Linked DNA regions of Mus musculus: all the other regions are linked to region 1. The links are chromatin loops, found by intact Hi-C in ENCODE. Cell type or tissue: gastrocnemius. All regions are shown on one strand. Region 1 overlaps Atp8a2 (ATPase, aminophospholipid transporter-like, class I, type 8A, member 2). Region 2 has its middle 12 kb from the start of Shisa2. Region 3 overlaps Atp8a2 (ATPase, aminophospholipid transporter-like, class I, type 8A, member 2). Region 4 overlaps Atp8a2 (ATPase, aminophospholipid transporter-like, class I, type 8A, member 2). Region 5 has its middle 7.6 kb from the start of Cdadc1. Region 6 overlaps Atp8a2 (ATPase, aminophospholipid transporter-like, class I, type 8A, member 2).

Evidence for each region. Peaks named below come from ENCODE experiments on the same cell type or tissue, not always from the same donor. Only the 100,000 strongest peaks of a DNase experiment are listed, where the experiment ranks them.
Region 2: it touches region 1 in a loop (8-fold over the local background); 32 of 42 quality-filtered maps call a loop at or near these places.
Region 3: a loop joins it to region 1, with 5 times the contacts of the local background. A loop is called at or near these places in 4 of 42 quality-filtered maps.
Region 4: a loop joins it to region 1, with 3 times the contacts of the local background. A loop is called at or near these places in 3 of 42 quality-filtered maps.
Region 5: it touches region 1 in a loop (5-fold over the local background); 31 of 42 quality-filtered maps call a loop at or near these places.
Region 6: a loop joins it to region 1, with 2.7 times the contacts of the local background. A loop is called at or near these places in 2 of 42 quality-filtered maps.

What each region holds. Positions count from the first base shown.
Region 1 is chr14:59,940,639-59,945,638 of GRCm38, forward strand. All of the region lies in intron 23 of Atp8a2 (ATPase, aminophospholipid transporter-like, class I, type 8A, member 2), which reads right to left. Among named protein-coding and RNA genes, the nearest start is that of Atp8a2, 140 kb to the right of the region's middle. In gastrocnemius, a CTCF peak has its summit at 2,780 (motif pointing left); DNase peaks (open chromatin) are centred at 2,432 and 2,796; H3K27ac peaks cover 618 bases.
Region 2 is chr14:59,611,014-59,616,013 of GRCm38, forward strand. No RefSeq gene overlaps it. Among named protein-coding and RNA genes, the nearest start is that of Shisa2, 12 kb to the right of the region's middle. In gastrocnemius, a CTCF peak has its summit at 2,100 (motif pointing right); a DNase peak (open chromatin) is centred at 2,116.
Region 3 is chr14:60,008,463-60,013,462 of GRCm38, forward strand. Atp8a2 (ATPase, aminophospholipid transporter-like, class I, type 8A, member 2) reads right to left here. Exons shown (of 36, transcript NM_015803.3): 19 at 3,917-3,986; 20 at 1,341-1,425; 21 at 1-32. Among named protein-coding and RNA genes, the nearest start is that of Atp8a2, 76 kb to the right of the region's middle. In gastrocnemius, no CTCF peak of the experiment used is centred here; no DNase peak of the experiment used is centred here.
Region 4 is chr14:59,724,843-59,729,842 of GRCm38, forward strand. All of the region lies in intron 32 of Atp8a2 (ATPase, aminophospholipid transporter-like, class I, type 8A, member 2), which reads right to left. Among named protein-coding and RNA genes, the nearest start is that of Shisa2, 100 kb to the left of the region's middle. In gastrocnemius, a CTCF peak has its summit at 2,453 (motif pointing left); a DNase peak (open chromatin) is centred at 2,451; H3K27ac peaks cover 894 bases.
Region 5 is chr14:59,603,041-59,608,040 of GRCm38, forward strand. No RefSeq gene overlaps it. Among named protein-coding and RNA genes, the nearest start is that of Cdadc1, 7.6 kb to the left of the region's middle. In gastrocnemius, CTCF peaks have their summits at 1,172 (motif pointing left) and 2,784 (motif pointing right); DNase peaks (open chromatin) are centred at 1,152 and 2,807.
Region 6 is chr14:59,757,056-59,762,055 of GRCm38, forward strand. The region is part of intron 32 of Atp8a2 (ATPase, aminophospholipid transporter-like, class I, type 8A, member 2); the gene reads right to left. Among named protein-coding and RNA genes, the nearest start is that of Shisa2, 130 kb to the left of the region's middle. In gastrocnemius, a CTCF peak has its summit at 3,053; no DNase peak of the experiment used is centred here; H3K4me3 peaks cover 394 bases; H3K27ac peaks cover 606 bases.

The DNA.
Region 1 (5,000 bases):
TTTCCATTGAAAGAGCCACATGTGTGAAAGGAAGGTACTTTTCAGTCTGTTCCAAAGCCCATGGTAATTCAGCCACATTTAGGCAATAGGGGAGACCTCAGAACACGTTTCCAGAGAGTCAGAGCATGGTGGCACAAAGTCTCCAGTACTCAGGTGTCCCACACAGCAAACTCACAGTGCACAGCCTACCCGGTCTGCTGAACTCAGTCATTAATATTGACTCCTCAGCCTCAAGGCCAATGAGTTAATGATGTCCTGAGCAGAGGGCTTTTGGGCCTCTCAAGCCTTTGAAACACTTTGCTGTTTTAAATCACTGTGAGACAGTTGGAGAAACAAAAGCGGGTATAAACCTACTAAAAGTTCTGTTTTGTCTTGGAGAAGAACCATGGCACTTGGCATAGTCCACAGCAAATGAGCCAGTACACCAGGCAAGAAATAAGGGTGTGGCCGAGACATTAAAGAGCATGAACTTGCTTGCAGACCACCTGCCTCACCTGGCGCCATCTGAACAGACCAGGCTAAGTATGACCTGCTGGTCCTCAATCAGACACAAAGCCAGACATGATCAGGGACAAAGGAAAGGATGGGACAGGTCACATTCTCTCAGAATTCTGAACATTTCAACACATGTCCACAGAAGCTGCCATCTGCAATCCGCATTTGCTCCCTCTCCTGTCTGGGCTAGAGGAGATTAATGGCACTAGGCAGCTCCGCTGAGGTGGGAACTCTTTATCTACCAGTCTTCATGTCACGGCTCTACTGATGAGCAAACCACAGTTGCACAGCTTGAAACGATGAGTAAGCCCACAGATGTGTGTGCACACACATACATGCACATGAAACCCAGCAGAGCTGTGGCCCTCTAACTACCAAGCCAAGCATTGGAGACTTTGTATGTCTATGGCACATACAACCAAGAAAATCAATAGCTGTCCAGAGAGTCAGCTGACATGGGGACCACAGCAAGCCACTCAGCCAGAACTCCATCTTGAATGCTTCAGCCTCATGCCAGAGATTAATAGGCTAATACAGCCCTCTTCCTTTTAAATTATCTGCTCATCCATCTCATCCTATGCACCATTAGCAGAATACTGTGACGCAAGTGTGTGCTTATATACATATGAAATACTTACAACAGCAAGCTACCAAATCATTTTCCTCTATGGCCCTTTATTCTGTGTTCTATCAAATGAAATTTTTAGAGTCCATTTCACATTTACTTGTTCATAAAAATCATTTTTTAAACATATTTTCAACCTTGTAAGGCAAATGACCACAGAATCTCTAATTGCATGGAAAATTTCTCCTTGAAAACCAAAGGCTGGAAGGCATAGAAGAAAGTTCCAACTAGCCATGGAATCAGTATAAGGGGACTTTCTGGCTTTCCCCACAGCCATTCATGAGCTGCAACCCCAAGGTTGCCCTGCTTCATAACGAGTCCTAAATAACTGGCCTAAGGAAGGATGCCTTAATATGCCACATGTGTGAGTTCTTGGGGCAGGTCCATCAGGGAAAGACGACCACAGCTTAGTTCAGAGTTCAAGAAGTTCAAGGTCTCAAGCTGTGACTCTGTCACTGGGCCTGACACATTCAATGTCAGCAGCTTTCTGAAGGAAGGGAACAGAAAATCCCACTCAAGTGCCAGCAATGTGTCACCAGCAAGAGAACACTGGGAGGCAAATAGAAGGTGGGGGGAATGACTCCAGTGTTCCTGACAGACAGCGGCCAGTCAGAGCAGCAACATGACTAATAAAAGCAATTGGCAGAGTGTGCAGGGCTGCTGCAGCCTCTCCTCTGGAAGATGCCTGGGCTCCCAGCACAGGCGTGGAAGAGGATCTCATTCCTTGCTTAGCATTATCCAGAAATGAGAAAGTTTGCAGAGGGGTTGGAAGAGTCCAGTTGATCATAAAGCCCACAGAGGGAGCCAAACCAGCCCCCTCTCTCCTTTCCCTCCTCTCTCCTCTCTCTTCTCTTCTCTTCTCTTCTCTTCTCTTCTCTTCTCTTCTCTTCTCTTCTCTTCTCTTCTCTTCTCTTCTCTTCTCTTCTCTCCTCTCCTCTCCTCTCCTCTCCTCTCCTCTCCTCTCCTCTCCCCCTCCCCTCCCATTCCCCCTCTCTCCTTTTTTCCTCTCCCCTTCCCCTCTCCTTCCTCTCTCTCCCCTTCCCTTTCTTCCTCCTCCCCCTCTCTCCTTTCTCTCTCACACAGCTCCTACTAATGAGGAAATAATCTCCTTTTAAAAAAAGCAATAGTCATTAATTTTGCTTTTCTCCAGCTAGCCATGCACTGAAACCGATACACAACCATTCTGCCTCTTTTTTTTTTTTTTTTTTTTTTTTTTTAATTCTTCCACACATTGGCCCAAGACCAGACTGTTCTCTGGGGCCAGGATCACATTCCAACACTGCCACTCAGTGGGGACCTATCCCTGTCAGTTCCAAAGGCAGCCAGCCTGAGGTCTTCGTCTACTTCCCCTTCATTTAGAAGTTATACATGCACACACACACACACACACACACACACACACACACACACGGAACAAGCCACAGAGGTTTGGGTTTTTCTCTTAATATCTAAGGTCACCATTTTCACACTTCTTGGGCAAATAAAGTTTTGAAGGAGTTTTCAGGGAGCTGTTTGCTGTTTTCGTAGGTGTCTCCTCAGGGAGGTACAAAGAGAAGACACAAATGCTTCCTCTGAAGGTGGAAACAAACCAGTCCACATGTTCACACAGGCTCCACCAGCAGCAAGCCACTGTTCCTGCACCTCACACCAATGGGTGCACAGAGCGGCCCCTGCTGGCTGACTTTATTTTATCTTTTAGCAAGAACTGAAGGGAGAAGGCTACTGCCCTGGCTCTGCAGGGATAGAGCCTGCAGGATATACAGTCCAAGCTGTCACCTGCAATATGTGCCTGCCGATCTCTGGAAGAACTGTAAGCTTAGAAAGCTTAGAGACCGGGGGAGGGAGCATGCAAAGACGTAATTCTGTTCTCGGTATGAGAAAAACCGCTCTTGAAATCCACCCTAAATTCATTTTCGAGTGCAGGCTCTCAGGATAACAAATGACACTCACTTTCATAACACAGTGTCCGAAGTTCTGGGAGAGAAAGGGGATGAGCCATGGTGAGTAGCCCTGGGCTACCCTAAATCTTCAGTACTGTCACGCCTGGATTATTAGACACAGATTCCTTTTCGTTTTCTGCTCTTTGTCTTTGTCTTTCTCTTTCTTGTTCTTTGTCATTTTCCTCCCTCCACACATAGTTCCCCAGCAATCAATGGCTCTTCTCTCCAGAAAGGCAGTCTTGGATTCCCAGATTTCTTGTGAAGCAGTCACTTCAATACTACTTGCTTCCTTCCTTCAGAGGGATGTTCTGAGGGGGCTGTTTACTTGATTTTTCTGCAGTGGGAATTGTTGAGGCAGAGAGTGGGAGTCCCTTAGATTGCTTCATCAGGAAACACTCAGCCCCACTTAGACTCTTTCGCTTTCTTCCCGAAACAAACAAATGCCCAGACGAAGCATCCTCTAAACTCAAATGCCAGGAACGGACAGCTATGCTTCACCGATGTGCACCAAACTATGAAAGCAGACGGCACCTTCGCGGCAAGTGCAGAGCGGGCTGGGACTCATTCAATGCGACCGGGATGAAGAGACTTTGGAGAAGTCTGAGGTCCCGAGCTCTGCCCCTGCCTCCTTCCCTCAGCCTTTTCACACCAATCTCTGAACTCCCATGTTGTTGATGAGTCAGACCATGTTCCCCATGGCTTTTACTTCCTCTTGCCTTGTGCCACAGGTAAGCTTTGTTTTGTTTTTTGTTTGTGTTTTTTGATTTTTAAGCCAGGGATGCCATAACCAAATGCTACAGACTAAGTGGCTTGGAGCAAGAGAGAGTTATTCCCTCATAGATCTTAATGTTAATGTGGGATTCAAGGCATCATTGTAGCTGTGATTCCTCTAGGGTTGTGGTTCTCAACCTTCCTAATGGCTGCAACCCTTTAAAACAGTCCTCATGTTGTGGTGACCCCCCCAACCATAAAATTATTTTTGTTGCTACTTCATGACTGTAATTTTGCTACTGTTGTGAATTGTAAGGTAAACATCTATTTTCCAATGGTCTTAAGAGACCCCCATGACAGGGTCTTTCCATCCATCCCTCACCAAGAGGCCATGGCCCACTGGGTGAGAACCACTGAAAGCCACTGCTTCTAGAGCCTCCTTCCCACTTTGCGTGATCATTGGCACATGTGCAGCTTCAGCCAGCATCAATCCCTGCCTGTCATCATGTGGCAACCTTGGCAATCGTCCTCAGTGTCTCTTCTTCCCGTGATAAAGTCACCAGCCATTTGATTAAAGCCTCATTCCGGGCCAGAGCCTGCAACAACTCCATTTACAAAGTTCTGTCTTCCATGGAACACAAACATTTCGGCCCACAAAAGCTACACAGTTGGTATGTTCATGTATAAGAGGCTCAGGCATAAAGCCGCTTCCACTTCTGCCCTCTTTAACGCTTCCTATCTTGTTTTTAAAAATGTGTTTTGTAACCAATTTTCTCTCACTTTGGCTTCCCTGTCCGACCCCTCTGAGTTTCACGGATATTGAAAACCGTCCTAATCCCCAGATCCCTGTCATTTCTACACTTTTAAACCTACAGTCAACAATCTAATGTTTCGATCCACATTCTCTGTATATAAACCATCAGACTAAAAAGGCACTTAACACCAATGATTCCATCCTAGTGTCAGTCAACAGTGACCACCTTGGCCCAGTCCCTCCTGAACTCCCTTCACAGTGACCACCTTGGTTTCAGAGCATCCCCTTTTTCTGTCACAGGTTAACTACAAGAAACATAAGGAATATTCACTGCAGACCAGCACACATGTGTTTTATGATCAGAATTCTGTGGTTCACCCGATCCCTACGCTCTAAGAATTAAAAGTGTTAGAAAGATTAAACGAAAGAATAACTACTATTAACTGTGGCAAGTTCTCCAGTCATCAACTCTAGA
Region 2 (5,000 bases), 330 kb before region 1:
AATTAATGACTTTGATGCCAATCAGAGTCTTGTGATAATAAATATGAACTCATGTTTCATCTGATCTCAACTACTATAGACATAAAGGAGAACTTTGACTCTGAACTTCATGCCGAACGCTTGTCTTTATTTGAAACTTAATGCTGTACTTAAAGGTTAACAAATCCAAACATTTTATTTCTGATGTTATGGAATTAGCTACAGTGCAAACTCATGCAAGCAGAGGACACGTCAATCATACACACACTCAGAAATAACAAAAATATCATTCCATCCACTGCCAAAGCTGAGGCTAAAGATAAACAGCAAGGTCTCAACATTCAACCCAAACAGAATGGAGCCCTGGTATCCTTAAGCTCCACTGTGGCGTTTGATGGGATAAAAGTCAGTGGATGTAGATGTGCAGTCCACATCAGGCCTTTGATAAGTGGCTGATAACCGCCTCCCCTTTTTTGGCCACTTCTGCCTTGGTCAGGACTAGTTATAATAGTAGATTGTTGCTTACCCCTGGGGTTCTTGGGTAGGCAGAGCCGAGTGTAAATGTAGGAGGTAACTGTGCAAAAATCAAAAGATCCCAGTGTCTGGGGATTAGAGCTGAGTGTAATTAGAAAGGTTACCTTGGTGCCTTGCTGCTCCAGCTGTTCAGAACCACCATCTTTCACTGTGTGCACACCCTCAGCACCACAGCATCAGCACCACAGAGATTGCCACACCTCTTGCACATGCGTGCTATGATGCTATTTAACCCACAGCAGTTTCCCAAAGGCCTTGTTCTCCACTGCTGGAATTGAGAGAAATATTTAGGATGGTGATTAAAAATGAAGCGAATAAGTATTGAGTTGAATAGAAAGTAGATAATCATTATAGGCCATGCTGGATCTGGAATATTAGAATTTTAAATAAGCATCGTATTTCTGCAAGTATATTTTAGTAGCAAACTAAAAAGTGACAATTTTAGAGCTATGTGATTAAGTTTGGGTTCAAAAAGCTTAGTTCCGAGACAGTAGTATATATACTACATATCTCAGGCTGCCCTCAAATTTAGGATCTGTATTCGATACTTTTCTGTTGCTGTGATAAAAACCACAAGCCAGACTACTTATAGATAAGGGTTTATTTGGGCTTATAGTCCCAGAGGGTCAGAGTCCATGATGGTAGAGCAAAGGCATGGTAGGCAGGAAGCTGAAGGCTCACATCCTGAACAACTAGCAGGAAGCAGAGAGAGCAAATTTGAAATGACAAGAGCCTTTAACTTCTCAAAGCCCAGCTACTGGGACACACTTCCTTCAACAAGGTCACACTTCCTAAACCTCTCAAACAGCACCATTCGCTAGGGACCAAGTGTTCAAATGTCTGAGACTATCGCAGCATCTCAGTCAAACCACCACAGAATCCTCCTGCCATTGTTTCTTATTATTACTATAATATTTGTATTTTGGATTATACATAACCAGCAAGGTTCTTCATGCTAAATAAAAGTAGATACACTGATGACTCTTCCTCTCTTCTTGGCTACATTTTTTTAAGTATTATGCATATTTAAGGCATAAACTTTGATGCTAAAAGATGCATACATTCAGTTCATAGGTTACTATAGTGAACAAATTGTATTTACTTTACATAATTAGTCATTTTGCCTATCTGCTTGCAAGAACAGCTAAAAATCTATTTATTTAGCATGAATCCCATATAAACCATTCATCATACTGAATTCACCCAACAAGAAAATGTGCACTCTATAGATGATGCATTGATAACATCTCTATGAAATATATTGGAGTAAGTTCTTTCCTTTAAAGAGCCTAGATCCCGTTTGGAGAAAGTTGACTTAGGATTTAAAGTAAATCACGAGAATCAGGTTCTCCTTGTCTCGTACCCAACGTGCATGTGTTCTGATCCTAACACGTGACCGACCACCTGGCCTGAAGTCAGGTGGAGAAGATTATTCCCACAAAAGAGCACAGAGGAGAGCAATACAGCGGCAGCCTCTCCTCTTACTCTCTGGTCGCTTCTCGGGCTCTTATTTGTTTAAATGGGTTGTATGTGCCACGGAGACTTGCACTGTTGACTGTAGCAATTGCTGTGCTCAACAGTGTCAGGTATTGTTTTCAGCCAGGAGAGGGCGCGCAAGAGCCCAGAGTGGGAAATCTGGAGCTCTTTTTTTTTTTTTTTTTTTTTTTATGACTTTCATATATTTTTCCCTGTTCTGAAAGACCTGGAATTTTATTCTTCAATTTAGCACTTGGAATAGGCTACCAAAGCCGTGTTTTAACAGCATATGATTTAGATTTAATAATTTGTTGAAAACAGAGAAAAAGCATAAATCAGCAACTGAGACTGAAGAACGGGCTTTGGTTCCAGCCTGTCAAACACGTGCAACCAGTAATGCTGGCTCCTTAGTCTAAATGACAGGGTTTACGAATCAGAAGGGGCAGGGCTAAACCGTTTCTATGAGTCACAGTGTGAACAGGACCCAGACAGTTGTGAATGGTACCATCAGTTGGTGAACTGGAAGTGGGGCAGTCAGGAGACTTTTGTATTCGTTCTTCGTATTATTGCAACTTTTTCTTAAGTTTGAAATTATGTGTAAGAAAGGAAAAAAAAATTCCTCATTTGCTTTGGTCAGTCGGACCCAGCATGAATTTGTTATTTGGTAAAGTCAGACCTCTTGGACCCACTTCCTGAGGGGCAGGAAACAGGGAGCATAATTCTCAACAGAGATCTGGAGTTGATCTGTAGTTAGCATCGAGGAAGGAGTCAAGAACGTTGGTGAGCACGGATTATCTGAATGCAAGTTTTCTTTATCGCAAGAGTCCCAGAGTCTTTTCTGATTTAAAACACGGCAATGAATGCTGTATTTATCTCCATAGAGAGACGGTGCTCTCTTACAGACTATGGAAAGCTGAAGAGGATGTGACACGGCTGGGATGTCAGCCTGCCTCTGTACTCTGCCCTGTGACTAGAGCTCAGATGTCCTGAGTGGGAGGGGCAGAAACTAACCAAGCATTCTGATTGGCCTTTGCTTTGCATTTGAGATAGTCTTACCATGTTAGCCCAGGCTGGCCTCTTTTTTTTTTTTTAATAAGATTTACTTATTATTATATATAAGTACACTGTAACTGACTTCAGACACCCTAGAAGAGGGAGTCAGATCTCATTACAGATGGTTGTGAGCCACCATGTGGTTGCTGGGATTTGAACTTAGGACCTTTGGAAGAGCAGTCCGTGCTCTTAACCACTGAGCCATCTCTCCAGCCCAGGCTGGGCTCTTAACTCCCGAGCTCAAGCAATCTTCCTGTTACACTCAACCTCCCGAGTAGCTGGGACTACAGGTGCACACCACCACATCCAGCTTACATTTAGATTTTATAGCAATTCAAGGTCAGATCTTCTGTTTCACTTCCAGGTCTACAGCCAGGACCTGATGCAGTGAATAAAACAGAATGGAATTCTGTCCTGTGGAACTGGTTACTCACTTGTAAAAAATTATTCTAAAGCCTGATTTCTCTTTCTATCAAGCTGCACATAGATTTTCTCTCTGTCTCTGTATGTCTGTTTGTCTCTCTCTGTATCTCTGTGTCTCACTCTGTCTCTGTGTATCTCTCTGCATCTCTGTCTGTCTCTGCTTCTCTCTTTCTCCTTCTCTCTCTCTCTCTGTTTTTTTTTCAAGACAGGGTTTCTCTGTGTAGCCCTGGCTCTCTTGAAGCTCACTATCTAGATGAGGAGCTGGGATTAAGGGAGTGTGCCACCATTGCCTGGTAGATAGTATTTTCTCAAAAATTCAGTTAAGCTTGCATTCTGGAAATGCTTAGCTGGGCAGTGGTTTGCTCTCTGGGTTTGTTTTGCTTTATATTATTGATGTGTTTTGTGCTTAGTACCTCTGTGCCCGTGCTCCCATTCAGGATCGAGCACTCAAGTGCATCTAAACTGGCAACAAGGCATTTAGACGTTCAGTTTCAGTGTTTTCTTTCCTGCAGTTTCAGTACTAAATATCATGACCACTGTATGCAATTCAGCCTGCACGGCTGAATTCTCCAAGTAGAGAAAGACAGAGGTTTTACTGCAGTCCATAAATATGACCATTTATTGGCCCCCAACATATTTATGTTCTCCTCATTCAATGCTCACTTAAACTGTACAATTTGCTTGACCCAGTCTATAAATGTAAATTGCCTATGTCGGAAAGTGACTGTGGATGACTTTTGAATGTGTGATATAATTCCACGATGTCTACAGGTAAACTAACACTGACAGGAGGCTACTTTCCTTCTCCCTGCCTGCCTGCCTGCCTGCCATGAGAAGCACCAAATGGCTATGTCGATCCTCACGGATAAAACACTTGCCCATTATTCTCGGAGTTTCTATTCTTTTATTATTATTATTATTCCAAGTGTGAACCAAAAATAGTAATAAAACATGCATGCATTGCCAAAACTTCCACTCAAATACCACTGGATGTATGTGACAGAGGTCATAGCTTATCAAGTATAAAATGTTTGCTTGCTTGAGAAAGTTTGCAAGCTGGCTCAGTGTCCTAGGCATAAATGAGTCATATTTACTAATTTACCTAAACATTCTTGTAATAGATTTATTGGTGGGATACCAGTGAGAAATCTTGAGCATGTAACTAGTCTGGTCCTATCAACTGCAGTAATTACACCTTGTGTTCACTCGGCACCAGCAAGGTGAGGCTTGTTTAGTTTGGTTTTGCTATACAGGCTGGGGACCAAATCTCACACAGTAGATAAGCTCTCCACTCACTGAGCTGCACTTCCAGACGACGTCTTCATGGCACGTTCATGAGTTTCTCTGTGCACAATGATAATCATCTCAGTCTATCTCTTGCTGGTTTCCATCGCCCCCACCCCATGTTTTCTTTGTCACCTCATATTTTCTAGCATAAATTGACCCACTTCCGGGAATAAAATAACTAAAGATATATCATATATCATAAACCTCTTTATATCAAAGATATGTATATTTACAATATATATCTTAAT
Region 3 (5,000 bases), 68 kb after region 1:
GTCTGCGTAGGCCACGCACAGAGTCCGCAGGCCTGCAAGACAGTCACGGGTCAGTGGTGGGGCACACCATCGGCTAAGGGACATCACTATCACACAGCTTCTTTTGTGTCCGTGTGTTCAAAAATTAAAGAGGCCACCTGCTTCTTGGGTTCCTGTAACTTAACATTCACAGAGCGACAAAGGGAAACTTTTAAGTTGCCTACTGCAATTGTTAATAGTGATTGCTAGCTTGATAAGCTGTAGAGTCGTCTAGTAAAACGATATCTGGGCATGTCTCGGAGGGTGTTTCTAGGTCCAGGTGGGAATGCCCATTCAGACTATAAGTGGCCCCTCTCCAAGGGCTATGTCCTATGTCCCACCCTGAATAAGAAGCAGAGAGATGTGTGAGTCAGCCTTCACCTCACTCTGTTTCCCAAGCTGCAACTCGAACAAGCTGTCCCCATCTCCTGTCACCATGCCTCCCCACCATTGATAGACTGTGCCCTCAATCTCCCAGACAAAATAAACCCCCTCTTTCTCGGGAAGCCTTCGCCAAGTGCCTTGCTGTAGCATTGAGAAGAGTATCTCACACTCTCCCCCATGCCTCCATATAAACTAACACAAACTGCCCTTCCCGTAAATGTAGGAGTGCATGAGATCCCACGAGTAAATTCCCCACTGCAGAGAGGTACAGAATCTGTGTGGCTCATGTGTGCGTGGACCACAGGCGGTCGGAAAGCGAAGGAGCCAGGGAGCACATTTCAGGACATCAATAAAGTGCCTATTGTGTTGTGTTATGGAAGAGCCTGGCTCTCAGGCAGCCATGCCCTCACATGCGTGCATGTGTGTCTAGACACGGAAGCATACCACCGTGAGAGAGCAGCAGTCAGCACTTACACACTCGTCATCACATTCACTACCAGGAAAAGATGACATCACCGTGATCCAAAGGCTTCCAGAGAGTTCCTTCCCTGCTCACTGTGAACAGGGGGATTGGTATCTGCTTAAGTCCTGGACAAGTGATAGCACGAGGTCATCGAAATGACCCCTAGAGTATCTGGGGAAAGGGACAACTGTGACTCTAATTGTTGTGGGTTGGCTGCCTTCTGTTTTAGAGACACCTATGACATGGCAGAGTCTAACACAGGCAACTGAGTTTGGACTCTGCCATTTCCTTCCTCACTGTCACGGGCTGTGGGAGGGGACAAAGGAAAGCAGCTGTAAAACCAGTCTGGGTACGCAAGTCAGTCCTATGAGACGCACGCCTCTGTCCGAAGGCTCGCCTCCCACCCGAGCAGCAGCCACGGGCACACGACATCTCACCGGCAGGATCCAAGGCAGCATCTCAAAATTTCACTCACCTTCTGTGGCAAAATATTCCAGATGGCATAGCGTCTCCTCCATGTACTTTGAGTCCTTTGAGAGTCTTTCAAAGATGACGTTATCCTATGAAAGGGAGAGACATCCACTGAGACTGGCAAAGCCCAGAGGACGTCTGCCAGCAGGCACGCTAAATAAACAAGGCTCTCTTTCGGGTCTATGTAATGAACAGGAAAATACTTGACTTGGGCAGAGTGGAGCTGTCAGTTGGGCCAAACATGAGCTCTGTAAGATGCACATAGCAATACCAAAAGTTGCTATGTATCTAAAAAATAAAAATAAAAAAGGAACAACAATGGGGGGAAGATTCTGAGAGCAGAGACGTGATCAAAGCAGTTAGAGTGTCCACCTTTGCACACACATCTACAAAACTCAGACCCTGGGCTTTGCACAGGCTGAGCACCCATGGAACTGCTTCAGATTTGGGGTATTTTAAGATTTTGGAGTTGGTGTGTATACCTATGATGTGGTATCTCAGAGACGGGGCTCAATCTAAACATTTCATGCGTCCTGTCTACCTGTTCGCACTGCCTGAAAGTAACTTTCTATCTTTCCCATGGCTACATTTAGACTGGGACTCACACTAGGAGGTCAGCTGCGAACTTTATGCTGTACCATGGCAGTGCTTAGAAAGTTGATGGATCACAGGGCTCCCAATGGAGGAGCTAGAGAAAGTACTCAAGGAGCTGAAGGGATCTGCAACCCTATAGGTGGAACAACAATATGAACTAACCAGTACCCCCCCCCCCTGGAGATCATGTCTCTAGCTGCATATGAATCAGAAGATGGCCTAGTCAGCCATCAGTGGAAAGAGAGGCCCATTGGTCGTGCAAACTTTATATGCCTCAGTACAGGGGAACTCCAGGGCCAAGAAGTGGGAGTGGGTGGATAGGGGAGTGGGTGGGGGAGCGTGTGGGGGACTTTTGGGATAGCATTGGAAATGTAATTGAAATAAATACCCAATAAAAAATATGGAAAAAAGAGAAAGTTTTGGATTCTTAATTTATTGATTGTGTGTGTGTGTATGTGTGCACACGTGCGTGTGTGTAAAATGTGATGTGTCACAGCAAGAGAGCGTGGGGCCAGAGGACAGCCTGCAGGAGTCAGTTCTGTCCTTCCACCATATACACCTAAGGGTTGAGTCAATGTGGTCAGACTTGGCAGCATCCTGGCTGCCGAGTCATCTTATCAGCCCTGATTTGGAATTTTTGTTTGTTGATGGATTTAGTTGTTGGTTATTTGTCTGTTATTTGTTTGAGGCAGGATCTCACTGGAGCCCACGGAAATCTGTTGCCTCTGCCTCCCAAGTGCTGGAATTATAGATGTGAGCCACCATACCCAGCTAATTTGTTGTTGTTTTATAAATTAGTATGCTCACACTGTAACATTTTTATGCAGAAGTAAAAAGAATAAACCGCATACCCTAAGTTATCCAGATACAACCTCCAATATGGAAGTTCCCACAACCAAAGTGACCACAGGCCTGGAGCTTTTGTTTTGACTCACATTTGATGAGAAGCACCCAGTTTGGCACAGCCTGTCACTCACACTGGCAAGCCGGAATGGGTGCATGTATGCTCCTGGTACCCCACTATGTAAAGCTGCATCTCAAGACACTTTTCTTAAAAACTAAACTATCTTGTTGGAGGAGGGCAGGCTGGGACAGAACTCGGTGGGCACCAGCAGCGTTTCCCTGCCTACACTCTCCTGCTTCCAAAGCCTTCCTCTTCCAGCTGCTGCAGCTACAACACACAACACACCAACAGAGCCTACAAACAAGGTCGCTCTGTGACACTATGACCTCGGTGGCCTTTATGATAAGGCCTAAAGCTGCCTTATCATAAAAGTAGAATTCTTTTTGTTGGGCCAAATGGAATTCCTTTAAAAGCGACATACAATGTTTATCATCAAAAAGCCCCAATCATAATTTAAGGTAACCATGACGATGGAGATGAGAAAACTCTGCCACTCACCAGAACCGATCCAGGTTCAGTACCTTACTCCTGGCGTAGTCTCAAATTAAGTTTGAGAATTAGTCCCTTCATCCCACAGAGCCACCACACAATGGGATACAATTTTACAACTGTATAACCCATAAGCAGCAATAGCTTTCCTTAGCAATAACACCTTTGGAGTCTGCTTATTATTAGAGATATTGGAGAAAAAGCCAGGCTTAGGACACTGGCCATATAAGTCTACTTGTGAATATGACCTTTGTCTCTATAGGAAGAATAGCCGCTGGGGAACCAGCAACACAGAGGACAGACGGATGATCACAGATCACTAGGGTGCCATCACCTTTACAGACACCAGACAATGGTGGCAAAACCAGATCGCTACACCAAGGATTCTGTGTCCAAAGCTCACTCTTTGTCACTCTGTGTCACTGCCCACTCTTATCTAATTCACCTTGAACCTGTGTTCCTAGTGGCTTGCTAGGACTGTCTTTCAGCTCTGGGCAGACCATGAGGGATATGTGAGTAGCAGTTTGGAAAGCAATGCATTGGCAAAGCAGCCTCCAAGGGGTCGGCTGAGCCCCCGCACCTCTGATACTTACGGCTCCCTTGCAGTAGAGTCGAAGTTGTCCTGATGGCAGTCGGACAATGACAGACATTCTTTTCCTGTCACTGTAATAGTATAGAAGAGAAAAAGAAAGACAAGAAGAAACAAGAAGGGAAGGTCATCATTGTTTGCCTTATAGGACCAGGTCTAATAACAAGTCAAAACATATGCAGCCTAGAAATGTCAAGGTCCATTTCTCAATCGCTTTTTCTTCAAAGTAAAGCTTCAACAGTAGAGTTTACCCATCTCTACCAAATGGACAGATGCCTGTATGCCTTGTCCCACCGTAAGGACTCATTGCATGGCTGTTTGCAAGTGGGCCAGAAAAGGAACATTTGCCCATGTGCTGTTGCACACTGAATCAGTCAACCCTTTCAGTAACCATTCCGGTAACCAGAGCCATCCCTTGCAAACAACAAGGTGGGAGACCCAACACACCTCAAAGGTCCTTGTACAGTTTCTTTTAATTAGTGAAGAAGATTACCAATTCCTAGACCTGTCCCATCCAGCACCAGCCACACCCTCTCCCCCACTGCTGCACAGACTCTTTCTTACCCACTTGTTATCAGGGTCAAGCCCACATGCTGAGAATCAGTGACTTCTGCTGCCTGAGGTCCATCCTCTTTTCCTAACCCACCCCCAGTGTTGACCCAATTCCCACGGACCCTCTCATGGACCACACTGCTCAAGCACACATGACCTATATTCTCCTCCCCAGCAGTTCGCTCTGTTGCTTTGCCCACACTTCTTCCTACTGCAATGTATCCCCCACCTGCAGCCAGTCTGACCCACAGCATGCTCCGGGTGGAGCCTTCATCCTCTCTCAGCTTCTAGAGGTTGGGTGTCCTTAGCAATATCACCTAAGCTGTTTCTGTTTCTTAATGTCCAAAGCAGATGACCACAGTTACTCCAAGGAAATCTTACAGAAGGCAATGGCATCAGCAAAATGATGCATCCATTAAAAAGAATCAGAACCTGTAACCGAAACTGGCGTTTCTTCTCACTCCTCCTCACCCATCCCTTTAAAAACTAGACCCTTGTGTTTCCATCTACAGTGCCCTGTTTTCAGCGCATCCCTT
Region 4 (5,000 bases), 220 kb before region 1:
TTGCTGAGAACACACTAAGTGTGGGGATGCTACTTTAGGACTGCTGTCATCAGGGCCAAAGCTCTGAGCCCTTAGGCTCACTCAAAGGCCATCATCAAGGATCAAGATGTCCTAAGGGCACAGCGTCATGAAGTGCCCACCTTTATGAATACACTTGGAGGTATTTCTGCCCTTTCTCTATGTCTCATAAACATATATACATATATGAGAATATATGTTATTCACACACACACACACACAAACACACACACACACACACAAATGAATGACATTAGACTTATAGCTGCCCCTCTGTTCATGTGTTCTTTGTCCATAGATTCAGCTGACTATGAATGAACAATATTACTTAATCAGTTTTCTCTGTACTGAATGCATACCAATTTTTTTCTGTCATAACTTATATGGCATATGATGATCTATAGGGCATAAGAATGACATGTAGGATCTTTACACCATATTAGATGTTGTAAGTAATCTCCAGGGTATGCCCTACAGACACTGAAGGATAATTGTGTTTCTTGAGTGTGTGTGTGTATGCATGTATATAAGATATAATGCAATTAACCAAATGTAAATTTTATATCTAGCAGGAATTAGAGGCCCTGAAACATCACAGCTCCCAATTCCACAGTTCACTCTTGAGAGACGCGCAGCCCCCACCTCCCACCCCTCAGCTGCAGGTTTAGAGTCAACCTGAAGACAAGAGGAGGACAGGCCTCTTGCCATACGCCAAGTGTCTTGGCTAAGACCCTGACTGTGCCTCTCCCAGGCCAACAGGAACCACTCTCCTCTCACCTGCATCTTCCTAAAGCTCACCTGAGCCTTTCAGTGAAAGGAACACAGATCATTTTACAATGGAATGATAACCACATCCTTTAAATGTGCGCTTCATCCTTCCAGACAGGATTTAGTGTTCTGAAATGATCTGTGATCAGACAGTCTTCTGCTTTCTGATTCATTAAATGTTATTAACTCTCCCATGGCAATCGTGCATGTCAGCAGACTTGCCAGGGTGAACACTTAGACCCTTTCCTACTGTTAACCTTCTCCTGGGTGTCTGCAAAGGCAGCAGTTGACTTCAGTAATTCATTTATTGGGTCTCCTTATTGTTGGTGTCTGATGCTTTTAATTTGCAAGTTTTAAAAAAAATAAGGCTTATACAATTAAAAAGCAATTCCTTCTTAAGATTATAATGGAACATCAATTTAAAGTAGTCACAGGGAATCATACAGTAACCTGTCCTCTGGAACAATAATCATGTTCCAAGTGGGATCCAAACAAAGCTAAATGAAATGCTAAGGCACTTGTTGAGAGGAGGCCTTCTGAAATTCTTTCTTCTTGGGATACCTTTGTGCCTGAGAAATGTTTATGTGACCCCAAACATGCAGGTATATAAAATGGATATGAAAGTCAAACATTTACCAATGATAAGTCATAAAAGCTCATTTGAAAAATTCTTTGTAGTATGTATAAATTTACCATTTACTAGAGACAATGGTGAATTTGTATGCTGGATGCGCTTGCTTGTCTATCACATGATAAACCAGACACAATATGATACTTTGATGCTAAGGAATAATGGTAGAAAAACACTAAAGGACTTTGGTTTTTGTTTTGTTTTATTATTTGTTTTTGGTAATTACACCATTATGTTTTTACCAGAGCAGAAAACTTCAAATGTATGTCATAATTCATAAATAGAATATTCTCGAAGTTGAACCTAGGTGTTCGAGGTAGCATTTGTTGACATTGTTTGGTGAGATAGCTCACACAGTTCAAGGTACACATGGTTTGCATTCAACACCAAGGCTGCGTCCATAGGATGCAACATGCAAGGGCACTGCAGAGGCACCTTTGTGTGTGTTCCCCATATTCATTTATGAGACCCAGATACAGGGTCCTGATCAACATTTAAGAATTTAGTACAGCTTTGGATGGTCTGCTGAGAGGGATGGGAGATAACTACCAATCAAATGAACCCCTAATCATGTTCTCATGTCAGCCTGACTGTGTGCACGTGTGTGGGAGAAGCATAAATGTGTGCACGTGCCATCATTTTTCCTTAAGGTAAGTTACTGTCCTCTTTTAGCATGTGACCTTCTGTTCCTTACCTTCCAAGTGGGTCTTCTGGACCAGGAGCTTTTAGGTGCCTGGGTAGGAGATACATTTTGCACTGATGCACCTTGGCCTTTCCCCTGACATGCTACAGACCTGGCTCTCGGCGGGACAAAATAGAGAAGAACAACCACATGACTAGACTCTCAAATATCAAGAAGCATTTGCTGTGTAATCTCCGATGATAGCATTTTGGCCTGCGTGTTTCCTGTTGCAAATCCTGCTCCCTCCTATCCTATTTCAGGAACTGATGTTCCCCTAGGGACATCTCCTGTCTTCAGCATCCTGAAATATCTGGTTTCTACTCCAGGGCTCTGGGGATGCTCCCTCTGCTGTCCCTGCCTTCTGACCAGCTGCTAACCTGGCACACACTTCCAGTTTATTTATGAGTTTGGCCAGAACCTCCACTTCATAAAAGATATCCCCACTGATTTAAAAGCACATGTCCCTCTGAAGATAATCATTCTCTTCAAATGAAAAAAAATCTCTTATTTACGCTCATCTTCTCTCTTTGCAGACAACAGCCTTTTGGGGCTTAGAATATTCAAAGACAAAAATGTATTTTCTAGTATTATGAAAGTTTAGAATTAAAAGTTTTTTTCCCTTGTATGTTTATATCTGTTACTTTAAGCAATATGTAAAGAAAGTATTTTTTATTTAATGGGGAAACAGAAAGATATCTTTCTTGAAGTATTATTAGCACAGTGACAACTCTGTTCTTTTTAAACCTCATGATAGAATTTTCTAGAAAATTGTTTAAGTCTGCATTAGTGTTTATTTATGAAACTATATTTATATGAATTATAATTACGATCACTACCAGTTGATTCTGCGTATTATAACACATTACCAAGAGCAATCTAGTCTAGTCTAACTAGTCACATGGTATAGTGGCCAGGTCCTACAGTCAACCAGCTTTTTGCATCTCATCAGTTATGTGACCTTGACGTAAAGTTCTCACTCTGTTTCTTCAAAAAGCACTGGCTGTAAGAAAAAGACACTTCAGGGTTACTGTGTGAGTAGATATAACCAGCATAAAACAGCTGCTGACATATTTGTCTTCAACTAGTCCTCAGTCATCTAGTTATCAACTGGGAACTCGGTTATCTGATCTGTAAGTTGAACTGGTCCATTGCAGACTTAGGAGGTCTTTCTTTTTTAGCTATTTGTCTTGTGGTGCTCTCAGTACTGGGAACTGAACCCAGGGCCATGTATATGCTAGGCACATATTCTACCAGTAAACTATTCAGCCTGAGCCCTATAGAGTCACTATGGTGGGGGGCATAAAATTGAAAGAAAAGGAAACTACAATAGCATCATTATGCTTAACTGTATCCATGGCAACAGCCAGGACAGATGTGCCATCACTCTGGACCAGGAGAGAAGACCAGAAGACAAGTTCAGAGTTTCTAGGGCTCTATCTACCAAGGGAGGTTACACCAGGGGAGAGTGGTTAGGTCAGTCCCTATGAATCCTTTCTTGTATTAAGGGGGAAAAGTGAGATTAAAGGATTTGGGTGTGAGAACAACTGAATGGATAGGAAAGACATAGATGCTCAGGACAAAACAAACAAATAAACAAAAGGGAAGGAAATATGCATCCCAAGCACTGAACTCGCCAAGTGTCCAATATATGACTTAAGACTTTGTCCTAGGGTAATCTAATATAGGAAGTACAGAGGGTGGTAGACACGGCTCAGTGGGTGACAAAGCACTTGCCACACAAGCATAAGGAGCCACGAGTCACACACAACAGCACACATCTGTCACCCACTGCTCCTATAGTAAGATGGGATGCAGAGAACAGGAAAATCCCTGAGAGTCTGCAAGGTAGCTATCGGGGCACACCTGACACAGCACACATGAGGTCAAAGAGCAGGCACGGGTGTCAGTCCTCACCTTTCATGTTTCAGACGGTGTCTCTTGTTGTTTATTATTATGTACACTGTTCACATGAGCAGTATACCTGTGCCAGTACCCAGCTCACACTACCCCATACTATCTTGTTCTGCCAGGGCACCCAGCAACGAAGAAGAGAGTCTTAAACATGGGGGAGGAAGAGAGGACTGACACCCAAGGTTGTCATATGATATCCACATGTGCACTATGGTACACATAAACATATATACACCAAACATACAAAAGTTTAAAAAGAAATACATTACAAAATATCAGTGTAGACAAATTACCGGTAACCAGGGATGGTCAGAAAGAGAAGAAGCAATTAATTCACAAACATAGTAATGATAAGAGACGGCTGTCCATTATTCACGTTTAAAACAGTTTCTAGAGCTGGATAAACTGGGGGCTGGCTTAGGCATGTTATTGTGGAGTTATGGTGGCCACAGAGCACTCTGTCACATTTCTTAGGTTTAATTTCCTCTCATAAAAGCAAAGGTCTCTCTAAGGTCTCCTCTGTCTTTGTTGGGTAGCATGTCTCCAATGCTGGTTGTACATTTTACAGTAACCATAGAGACAAGTGATGTTACCTCTGGCACTGCATGACACAGGGGAAATAAGCAGAGGGTTGAGTCATACACAGGGATGCAGCCCTATGAATGCACATCCAGCCAGATGCTCAGCCCAAGTGCCAGTGTGGCTACAACCTTTCTCCCTGAACACTTCCCCTCTCAGGGAAAGAAGACCTCTCAGAAAGGAAGGCTGGAGGGCTGGGACAGTGAGCCAATCTTCTCTTTTAGTTGTGTTCTGCCCCTGTGAAGGGTGCAGAGGAGCCCAGCCAGAGCAGAGTGGGGGGGGGGGGGAGGGCTGGTTCAAAGGCACTTTGAAGATGAGTTGTGTGAAAAGTACCGCACTATCATCTCTCTGTCCCCTGTCACACTGTTAGTATTTCTGAGAGCAAAGTCCCCATTTCCTCGCCTGTATTTA
Region 5 (5,000 bases), 340 kb before region 1:
GCAGCAGCTCTGTGCGTACTAGTGAGCCTTTTCCACTAGACACGTGTCTGATACAGTACGCTTGGACTCATCTCCTTCATGCTCCAAACCTGGATCTATCAAGCAGCTCTCCAGGTAATTCTGACATGTACTAGCCAAATTGTGTATATGTATGCCTTCGTGGGTGAGTGAGTGCGTGTGCGCGTGCATGTATGTGTGTGTATGTGCCCGTGTATCTCTCAGCGCATATAACCCACCAGGTGTTTTAATGATTCAAATGGAGCATGCTCAGTTGTTTCTAACACAGAACCAAGAATGGGTAAACTGGTAGTTCTTGCTTGTAGACAAAGCCAGGTGCTTCCAAAGGGAGTATAAGGCTGATTCTGTGCCGTATATGAGTGGCTATCTCTCCCAGCAATGCAGACTGGGACTCATGACATATTCCACTTTAGAAGTGATTACATGAATTTGTATTACACGATCACAGATTAAAAGAACGACATAAATCAAAATCATTTGCTGAATTTTGGGGTGGGTCATCAGGTAGGCAGGTTATAGCAAAGCAGGGGATGTCTGCTGTAGGTTTTAGACACTGTGTCATGACATTCTTAACTTTCAGGCTAGTGGAAGATAGTGTCTACGTAATACATTCCAACGTTTTTACCTGAAAATCAGAAGGATGTTGTGTCTTTTGACTAAGATGGGTAACAAATGTCTATTGAGGGAATCAATGATAGCCGGAGATAGCCCAGGCTCCAGGTCTACAACATTCAGCCTCCCACAAGCACAGGTTTCTGTAGGTCAGGCTGCAAAATCTCCATCACAGGCATGACACTTTCAGGACACTTTAGTCCATCACAGATTCCCATGTATTTAGAAGACCACAAATTGGGTGTGATTTAAAATGTGACAGCTCAACTTCATGCATAGATAACCATGTTGTGCAAATGTGTTTCTCAGAAACTTAGCTTATAAAATTACCTGCAAAGTGAATTTTTAAAAATTGTACCATCTAGGGTGATCCTCTATGAGAAGTCAGTGCTCTATTAGGGGTATAACTGTTTGCAGTTCTTACCTGCTAATGTGAGCGAGCGCTTGACCCTGAACACTTCAGGACTGAGTAAGACATTGGGTCACAGAAGTGAAGTTTGTGAATTAGGTTGGTATAGGGCATGCTGCCCTCTACTGGTGCTGAGACTACAGTGATTGTTTTTTGTTCCCAGAAGCCCAGAAATGAATCCTTGGTTTAGTCCCCTAATGTAGCTTAAGAGCTAGGCATAGTTCACACACTTTTGATTCTTGGGGAATACAAGCCTAACTGTTTGTCATTACCCTCTGACACAAGGGCAGAGGCACATGCATTTTGAAAATACTCCCTGGGCCAGGAATGTATCTCAGAAGCAGAATGCTTGCTTAGCACTCTCAAGGCCACTGGCTCTATTCCCAGCACCACCAGACGATAAAATCTCCTTGGAGCCAAAGAACATTGAACAAGAAGTGTAGGCCTGAAATGTTTACTATTCCCAAGTGTCGGATTCATGTAAGGTAAAACAAGACAGTGCTCAATAAAGAGAAGTTGTCTTCTTCCTTGGATATAATTGAATTACCTTACGGTAGCTTGACAAGTAAGATGCTGTGAGCCCTTAAACCTTGCAACGGTTTTGAGCACACAGTAGGTTGCTCTCTGAAACAGAGCCTGGTGATCTTTGATGATAATTCTTTGGAGAAAAATGTAGACCCAGGAAATGCTGGAAATGCCTTTTGTTGTGGGGAAGGAACAGTAGGAGAGTTGGACCACAGAGAACTCTTACAGAACTCTGAATGAACTCTCCAGGCATAAGCAGTTGGCTGACCAGAGACTCTCGTGAGAGAGAGTTATTGACTAGTTAGTACAAAACAAGCATTTGCTGATATGTAATGCACCAGCCACCATAGCAGGGCTCTGGCTCAGGACTTGAGGATGTGGCAATTTGTCTTTCAATGCAGCATGAGCAAACAAATTCATTATACCATGTGTTCTATTTCCCCTTCCCACCAAAATCTATATTCATCCAAGAACATATTTCCCCCTAAATCTGCTGTCCACTTTTACATTTTTCACGGTCTTTAGAGTTTAGCTAATTTTTTAAAAAAACTACCAAATTCCAGAAGCGTCTCACGTATCAGGTTAGTGTAGAGGTATAAAAGTCACTTGTCACCAGTTGTTTGGACAGATCAATTACTTCTCTGAAATAAGATTTTTCTTTCAGGAAATATGCTGAGGCATGTAAGTCCCACTGTGTGTCTTAGATCTGAACTAAAGTGTGGCAACCACAGACATCCTCTCTTCACACTTCTCTTCCTCTTATTGTCTACCCTGCATTTAGGCTTCCCATATAGTAACCGCTCTCAGGTTTCCAGTGTTTTCTCTCCTGGCTGTGGTCTCTTTGTTTATCTCTGCTGTGGGTTTTCTGACGTCTATGGCTCTTTATGGATACTCATTGCTTACCCCTGCTCCTTCTCAATAACTATGTCAGAAGATGACGTCACACGTCCAATCAGCTGCACCATGGTCATGTTCTTTAGCCCCTCTTAGCTCCTCAATTAGGATCATTTTACAGCTATCATCAGTTTAGTGACACGCCACCAGCAAATGCCAGCTCTACACTTAGATATCTGAATTATAATATCACCAACAGAGTCCTTCACGATAATGATGGGGAATTAAATGCATTAACAGTGGTGGTAAGTGCTTTGGGTTAAAGAAAATTATAGGAATTTTTAAAAATCAAATTATTCAGACTTTGAAACACTCAGGTCAGGATGTAGACACCAGGGGGCAGCAGAGGCTTTGTTTCTAGCTAGTCTTGCTGATGCAGTGAGGTGTGCACACTTGTTCCTAATGCTGTGCTTAAGGCCCTCCCGCCTGTAACGTCCCTATGTTGCCCTAGGGTAGGTCCCTTCCGTGGTGGATCTTGACAGTTCTCTTGCATTATGTAAATATCTCATTGGTTCTGCATTGGCTGTAAGCAATTCCAGAGATGTTCACATTTCCATGATATCAGAGGAAGGAAAGCCTGGCAGAGGACTTGAAGAATCAGCAGAGGAATGGGCCCCACTCAGCCCCTGGCCATTAACTGATATGCCCGTCTAGCCACACCCCTGCAGGGTGGTCTACTCACTATCTGATCTAAGTATGGGACTGAGTGCACTTCTGGGTCAGTGCACTCTGAAGGTTCTCACTTCTTATACTCTTTGCTGAGGGTTATTTGTTGTGCTTTGCTTCTCTCTCTCTCTCTCTCTTTTTTCTTCTTCCTTCCTTTCTCTCTCTCTTCTCTTCTCTTCTCTTCTCTTCTCTTCCTTTCTTTTCTTTTCTTTCTCCTGTCTTTCCTTATAGGCTTGACCCTGGCTGTGACCCTGAGATGGAGGAAAGGGGTTTGCATCCTACCTGCTTACCACATCACATTTAAATCTCCACGTGTTCCTTCCTATAGGCCAATGTCCCTACATCCCCACGGTAACCAGCACCATGTCTAGCTCAACAAGTAACCGCTGGATAAATAAATCTATGAGCACACTAGTAGTGTGAGCCTGAGCTGCATCTTTCTGATGGCATGGTGTCCTTGGGCAGTGATGACGGGCAGGTTTTACCTGGATCTTTAAAATTCATTCTTATGGAGAGTTAAACATAAGAGGATTAAACAGTGCATTCTGCACTTCCGAGTTCATCCAGTATCTCTCAGACTGTTCCAGAATGTGAGAGGATGCTCACCCAAGCCAAGGAGCTAGCAAAGGGCTTGTTTCCCCAGAGGCTGCAAGGCAGGTTTCATCTCCAGCCTCTACCATCTCACAAACACATGCCAGATTACATTTCTTGATATTGACAGAAGTTTATAGCAATGAACTTTCTAAAGCTCAGCCTATTTGAACAACAACAAAATAATCTAACATAGAAAGTAAGATGATATCATGGTCCTTTGCATATTTCTTCCCTGTGTGTGTTACTCCTTAAGGTTGGGGTAAAACTACACACACACACACACACACACACACACACACACACACACACACACACTTTTCCTATCCAGTTTTAAAATAGTACAATTGCTGGTGGGCACTCTTCAGGGATTTTAAAGCCACTAATCAATTTCACAACTGGAGGCGAAGCTCTTTGCTGGGAGCTATTTTGCACAGGGCAAGCACTCTGACCTCATCAGGGCAACCACAGTTCTGAAGGAAGTAGAGGTTCTGCCTCACAGCCCGTGGTGGTGACAAGATGGCTGCAGGCAGGCCGAGCTCAGAGGCTGGCTGCTTTTCTCAGGCTTTGCTGCTCCTCAACCCACAATGTCACTTTGGACAAACTGATCCAGGAACAAGGAAACCTGACCTTAAGAGCTTCTACAAGAGCCTTTTTGGTCAGAAACCCAAACCTAGCTTGCACATGGATAAAGCAGGCAAGCTTTCTCCTACCCCATCCCAAGCTGGGGAAGCACCATAATCCAGAAAGGGTTAAAACACACCACAGCTGGCTGTGGCGGCTCACACTGTAAGCTCGGTGCTAGGGAAGCTGAGGTAAGAGGATAGGTTTGAGATGAAGGTAGCCTGACCAACATAGTGAGTTCCAGGCCAGAGGGTGCAGGGAGGGGGAGGAGGAGGGAGAGGGGGAGAGGGAGGGAAAGGGGGAGAGGGAGAGAGGGAGAGAGGGAGAGAGGGAGAGGGAAGAGAGGGAGAGGGGGAGAGGGAGAGGGGAGGGGAAGGGGGAGGAGGAGGGGGAGGAGGAGGGGGAGGGGAGAACACATTGCTGGGGCTGAGGCTGTAGTGCTCAGTGGAGGGGGTATGGAATATGTGCTTAACATGCAGAGGTCCTGGCTTCCATCACCAGCATCAGTCAACCCTCTGTCCTCAAACAACCACCCTCTCCTGCACCAGATTGCCAAACCCTGGCTGCAGGGATCTGATGGAGGGCGTTTAGAGTGAGACCTGGCATCTGCTCTTGTTGCTGGTGGTCCTGAAGCGCCCATGAAGATGCTGCTCTCTTGTAC
Region 6 (5,000 bases), 180 kb before region 1:
TCAGTCTCTGTGCATGGGAGGATAGGAGAGAATGACAGGGGCAGACAGAAAGCAGAAGACAAAAGAGGTAAATCAAGAGAGGAGAGCGGTCATAGATTAGAGAAAAAGCCCAGAACAATAATGAGTAGCTGTATTCCCAATGCTGGGACACTGCAAGAGGAGGCTTCTTGGAGCTGGCTGACGAGCCAGCCTAGTTGAACCAGTAAGTGCCATGTTTGGTGAAATGTCATGTCTTAAAATTGGTGGAGAACAATTGAGAAGACACTTAACCTTGGACTCCTCATGCATATGCATCTATATACACAAGGTAATCTCTCTCTCTCACACACACACACACACACACACACACACACACACACCACTTCTGAGAGGGCAAAATGAACTCCTTCAGCTGTCACTCTGATGGAGAAGGCAGAGTTGGATCCAACTTCTGCTTCTACTGGCTACTGAAGGCCACCAGCCCTCCTAAGGGTAGACTCTTGTGCAAGGCAAGAGCGAAAGGTCTGTGCCCTTTCACTAACCATTCTTCCAGGGTGTCCTCACAAGAGACCATGATTGAGCACAGGCTGGGTGGATGCTCCAGAAAGAGCCGCAGTCTCATCCCATGGACCCAGGGTCTCCCCTTCTTACAAAGAGAGAAACCTGTGTAAAATGGGAAAAAGGACCTAGAAGCTAGCCTGACACGGGCTGGGGCTGTGACTAGGTGGAGAGGTAGGTATCTAATGTCTACAGGGCTACGGGTTCTATGTCCTGCACCCAGGAGGGGACCTCACTCTGCTTCCCATTGTCCTCAGCTAGGCCTTGTGTGTGCTCTCCTAAACCACAAGCGGTACGTCTACTAAAGAAGGCCAGAGCACCAGGGCTTGGTGCTGCTCTGCCTTCCATGGTGTTCAGAAGCCCACAGTGCTGGCATTTCTTTAGTCCTGCCTGGAGACACCCACAGAGGATGGTTTTCAAGCCTTCTGAAGATGCTGGGAGGCAGCCACATGACAAGCACCAGTCTTCCACTACACATAGGAAAGGCGCAGCACCAGTGCAGTTCACAGAGATGGAGAAAATGGCCTGCCGGAACTTGGGAGGGGTAACTTGCTGCTCACCGAGTGGGGTTCATCTCTGCTTGGCCTCATCTATAATCCCTTACTATGCCATCCTGTAGTGAACACAGTGATATTTGTTAAATCAGTTTTCCATAATGAAACGATGCTGTTGGCACTGGTGCACGGGAGGGGTGAGGCAAGTGGAGTGGGCGGGCATAACTGTAGTGCCCCAAAGAGGAGATATTGCTGGGGATTGCTGCCTGTTGTTAGGGTCCTGAAACGTGTCAGAAGGCAAATCCCAACTCCTCTCCAGGTTTCATGACCGTGAACATATGCCTTAATTTCCACAATATAATTTCTTATATGGAATAGAAATTATGGTGCAGATTAAATATATGAAGCACACAGTAAATGTACCTTTGGCTAGCCACCACTGCAGCCATCATTGCCCCCCCCCCCATCATCATCATTATCATCATCCTGGTGACCCCCACTCCCAGGCACAAAGAAATTCCAGACTACTTAAAAGACGCAGCTGACTCTTTCCATTTGCCACTCCATCAGTGTGTAGGTACAAAGGATCTATGGCTAATTAAGTTGGGAAACAGTTAAATCTTTACTGTAAACAGTATTTGCGGAACATCTGAAAGTCTCCGGATGGCAAGAGCCATCTTCTAAGGGTCAAGCAAGTGTCTTTTCTCGGGATGCTACATGGAGATTCTTAAATGTTAGTTGGTGATGATCGGCAACTCCCCAAAACAGTCTGTGAACGAGAACTGCCCCAAATCAAACCTATCTGAATGTTTCAGTCTCAAGACACTCTGAGCTTGTCCTCCCCTGACAGAAGTTAATGTTCTCAGCCTATTTTCTCCTGAATTTATGCCTGGGAGCATGGCTGTGAACAGGTTGTCTGTCTGGAAATGGTGCCAGGTTGGGGACGACAAGGCACTGTCCTATGTTCATTAACCCAGGAACTCAGATCTGTGGTGATTCCCCTCCTCCCAGAGGAAAGGGCTGTCATGGAAGCTTAATCTCTTCAAATAATGAAGATTTTATGGGCACAAGGGCGGCCTCTCTGCTTCCACTTGGCTCAGGAAGTGGCTCTGCACTTGAAGCCCCCTAATGCGATAATGATAATACCATCCCATGGTGGGCAGCAGCATCCGCAGAAGCATCAGGCTCCCCTGTCCTCTGGTCCTGTGTCCCGCCTGCACCCTGCAGGACACACAGCTCTGCAGCTGCCAGCGTTTATTTACACACATTCCTGACGCAAATTCAATTAATGAGCATAATTTGACTCAGACATGTGATGTCCTTCCCCGCTCACTCTTTCCTTCTCTGCTCCTCACACTTTCCCTGGTGGCCTTCCTGAAGCGGGCTCAGGCAGGCTGTGCTGCTCAGAAAGTAGGCCATGTGATTTCCACGGAACCCACCCGCATCCTTTGGTTTATTCAGGTCAGTGTAGGTGACTTCAAGTTCCTAATGGAACACAGATGCTACGTAAATATATGCTGTGCTGAATACGTAAATATATGCTGCGCTGAATTGCTTAGGGTAGAACAACGGGGGAGAAGCAGTGTGTAGTCACAGCTGGAACTGCTTCCTTACTCCGACAATTCCTAATCTGTAGTGGGTGGGAGAGGAACCCATGGTCTAGAAGACCAAATGAACATCATCAGCATCTCTCCCCCTCCCTACAGGTGATGTGTTTACCCCCCATCTACCTTTATTGACGGCCTATAGAACAGAGAAACGCCAAACCACAAGCCACATCCACTCCTAAACACAAATTCCAAAGCTGAGGGGCTACAGGGAGCGCGGAACGGCAATGCTGGGACCCTTAACTTTTACACAGAAAGCTAAAGTAACCCCACATGAGAAACTTCAGTGTGGATGTGGTTAGATGCAGGAGGTCTGTTTATTGCCCTGGGCAGACCAACGAGGAATTTCCTGTGTGCTATGCCAGGTTCAGGGCTCAAGTAACCCCGTCTGCAGTCTGTGTGACGAAGCCAGCGGTTGTCCTGGGTATTGACACACTATTCCTCTGCTACTTGTTCCTGGCAGCAACCCTTCCGTCCACATTCTACCAAGTGTAGAAAGGGATTAGAAAGGGGAAGGGGGGAAAATTCCTTCTAAAATAACCAAAGGAAAAGTGAGTTAAAAGGGAAACCCGCCGCCAGTGTGTTGGACTTTGCTCTTCCAGAGTACAGACACACGTAGTACCTCCAGCAATAAAATTCCTAACCTTGGACCCAAGACTGTTTGCCTAGGTCCACACAGAGTCAGCCGTTGGCTGCTTTAATAGAAACTGCTTTCATGTTGCATTCTGACCAGAGAAGTAGATTTGGGGATTTTTTTTTTTTTTGAGGAAAGATTGAATTTATCATAAAACATATTTCATCAAGGTCCCAGTAAAACGAACCACCTTTTTACCCAAACCACAAAAGCTGCAGATTCCTTTGCTGGGAAAGTTGGCTGCTTCTGTTGGAAAGATTAAGTTCTGCTGGATCGTTTGGGGCAGGGAAAGATAGGTGATTACTTTGTCCTTAGCAGAAACTCCGAGAAACAGAAAGGGAACCTCAGGGGCCCATTTCCTCACTGCAGAGTCTTACAGCAGATGAATAGGAGTGGACCTAAACATGTTCTAGAAAGAACCTAAACCATGCAGCCAACACCAAATGTATCTGCCATCCTCCAGCCCCCAGAAAGGCCTCCCTGCAAGGATGATGGATCGGGAACTTCCCGTAGTGCTAGTAATTTATTTGCTCAAATTGAAGGTGCCACTATTTCCATCAATATGATGAGAGAGTGTTGAGCACCTTCCCCCCCCCCCCACTTCCTCTTTGGTTGTTCCTGGCCTAAAAGCATCTTGGGGGAATACATGATACATGTTTTGATATGATGGGATATTTGGCCAGTTTATGAAAAGCAAGTTTGTCAAGAGCCAGTACTATAGACTAGCTATTGGATTTCCTTGGAGCAAAAATAAAGATGATTTCAAATTGCTTTAGACACTGACAGGTTATGAATTGTTATATACATAGTTAAATTTGACTTTTGGATTATCTTGTTATCTGCATCCCTCTGCCCCATGGGCATCCCAGGCCACAGGCCTTGGTCTCTCTCTCTCTTTCTCTGGAAGCTACTTACCACTTCCTTTTAATTTTGTGACAGGGTTTTACTATGAAGCCCAGGCTGCCCTGAAATTTCTAACCCCTCTTGCCTCAGTTTCCTGAGCTCTGGGATTATAGTTGTATTTATTACCCCAGCTGACTCCCTCCAGCTTTCTTAACCTGGTTCTCCATTTAGCCTTTTCAGATGTTATTTGGGTGGATATATATATTCTTTGTTTCCTTTTTCTGTTTTTTAGATCAAAGCCATTTTGGTGAGGCTTGTTAGTGTTTTCCTACACTTAAGGATTTTGACTGTGATGGCTAATGAAGTTTTAGCCTGTTTAGGTGAATCCCCAAGTCAGACTAGCTGAACATCTGGCTGTCTTTTAGTAACCCCTACTTGGTACCACCACAATGAAGAATTTCTCATAGGAGAAATGCTGGTGTGAGTTTCAGTTTTCAGATACACTTTTGTGGAAACAAACCACACAGAATGCAGTATCCCAAGTCCAGGCTCAGATGTCACAGCAGTCACTGTCCTTGGTAGCAAACACAAACTCAACTGCTTCTTCTTTGACACTCCCTATAGATACCCGTGTGCGGTGGAAAGAGCATTGCTATGAACACTCTAGCAAAAGGCAGCTCAGGCTGCTCCGATGAGGGTGGTAGGGGAGAAGGGGAAAGGTAGCTAAGGGCCTTAAGCAAGTACGATGGGGGAGGATGGTGCCGAGCAGAGAGGAATATAAGGAGAAGCAGAAGCTTTGCTTTGGGGGTGTTTAGGGTCTGAGGGACCAGGAAGCCATTCGCATGTAGGATTGACATGAAATTACCCCATATTATTTTAATTCAG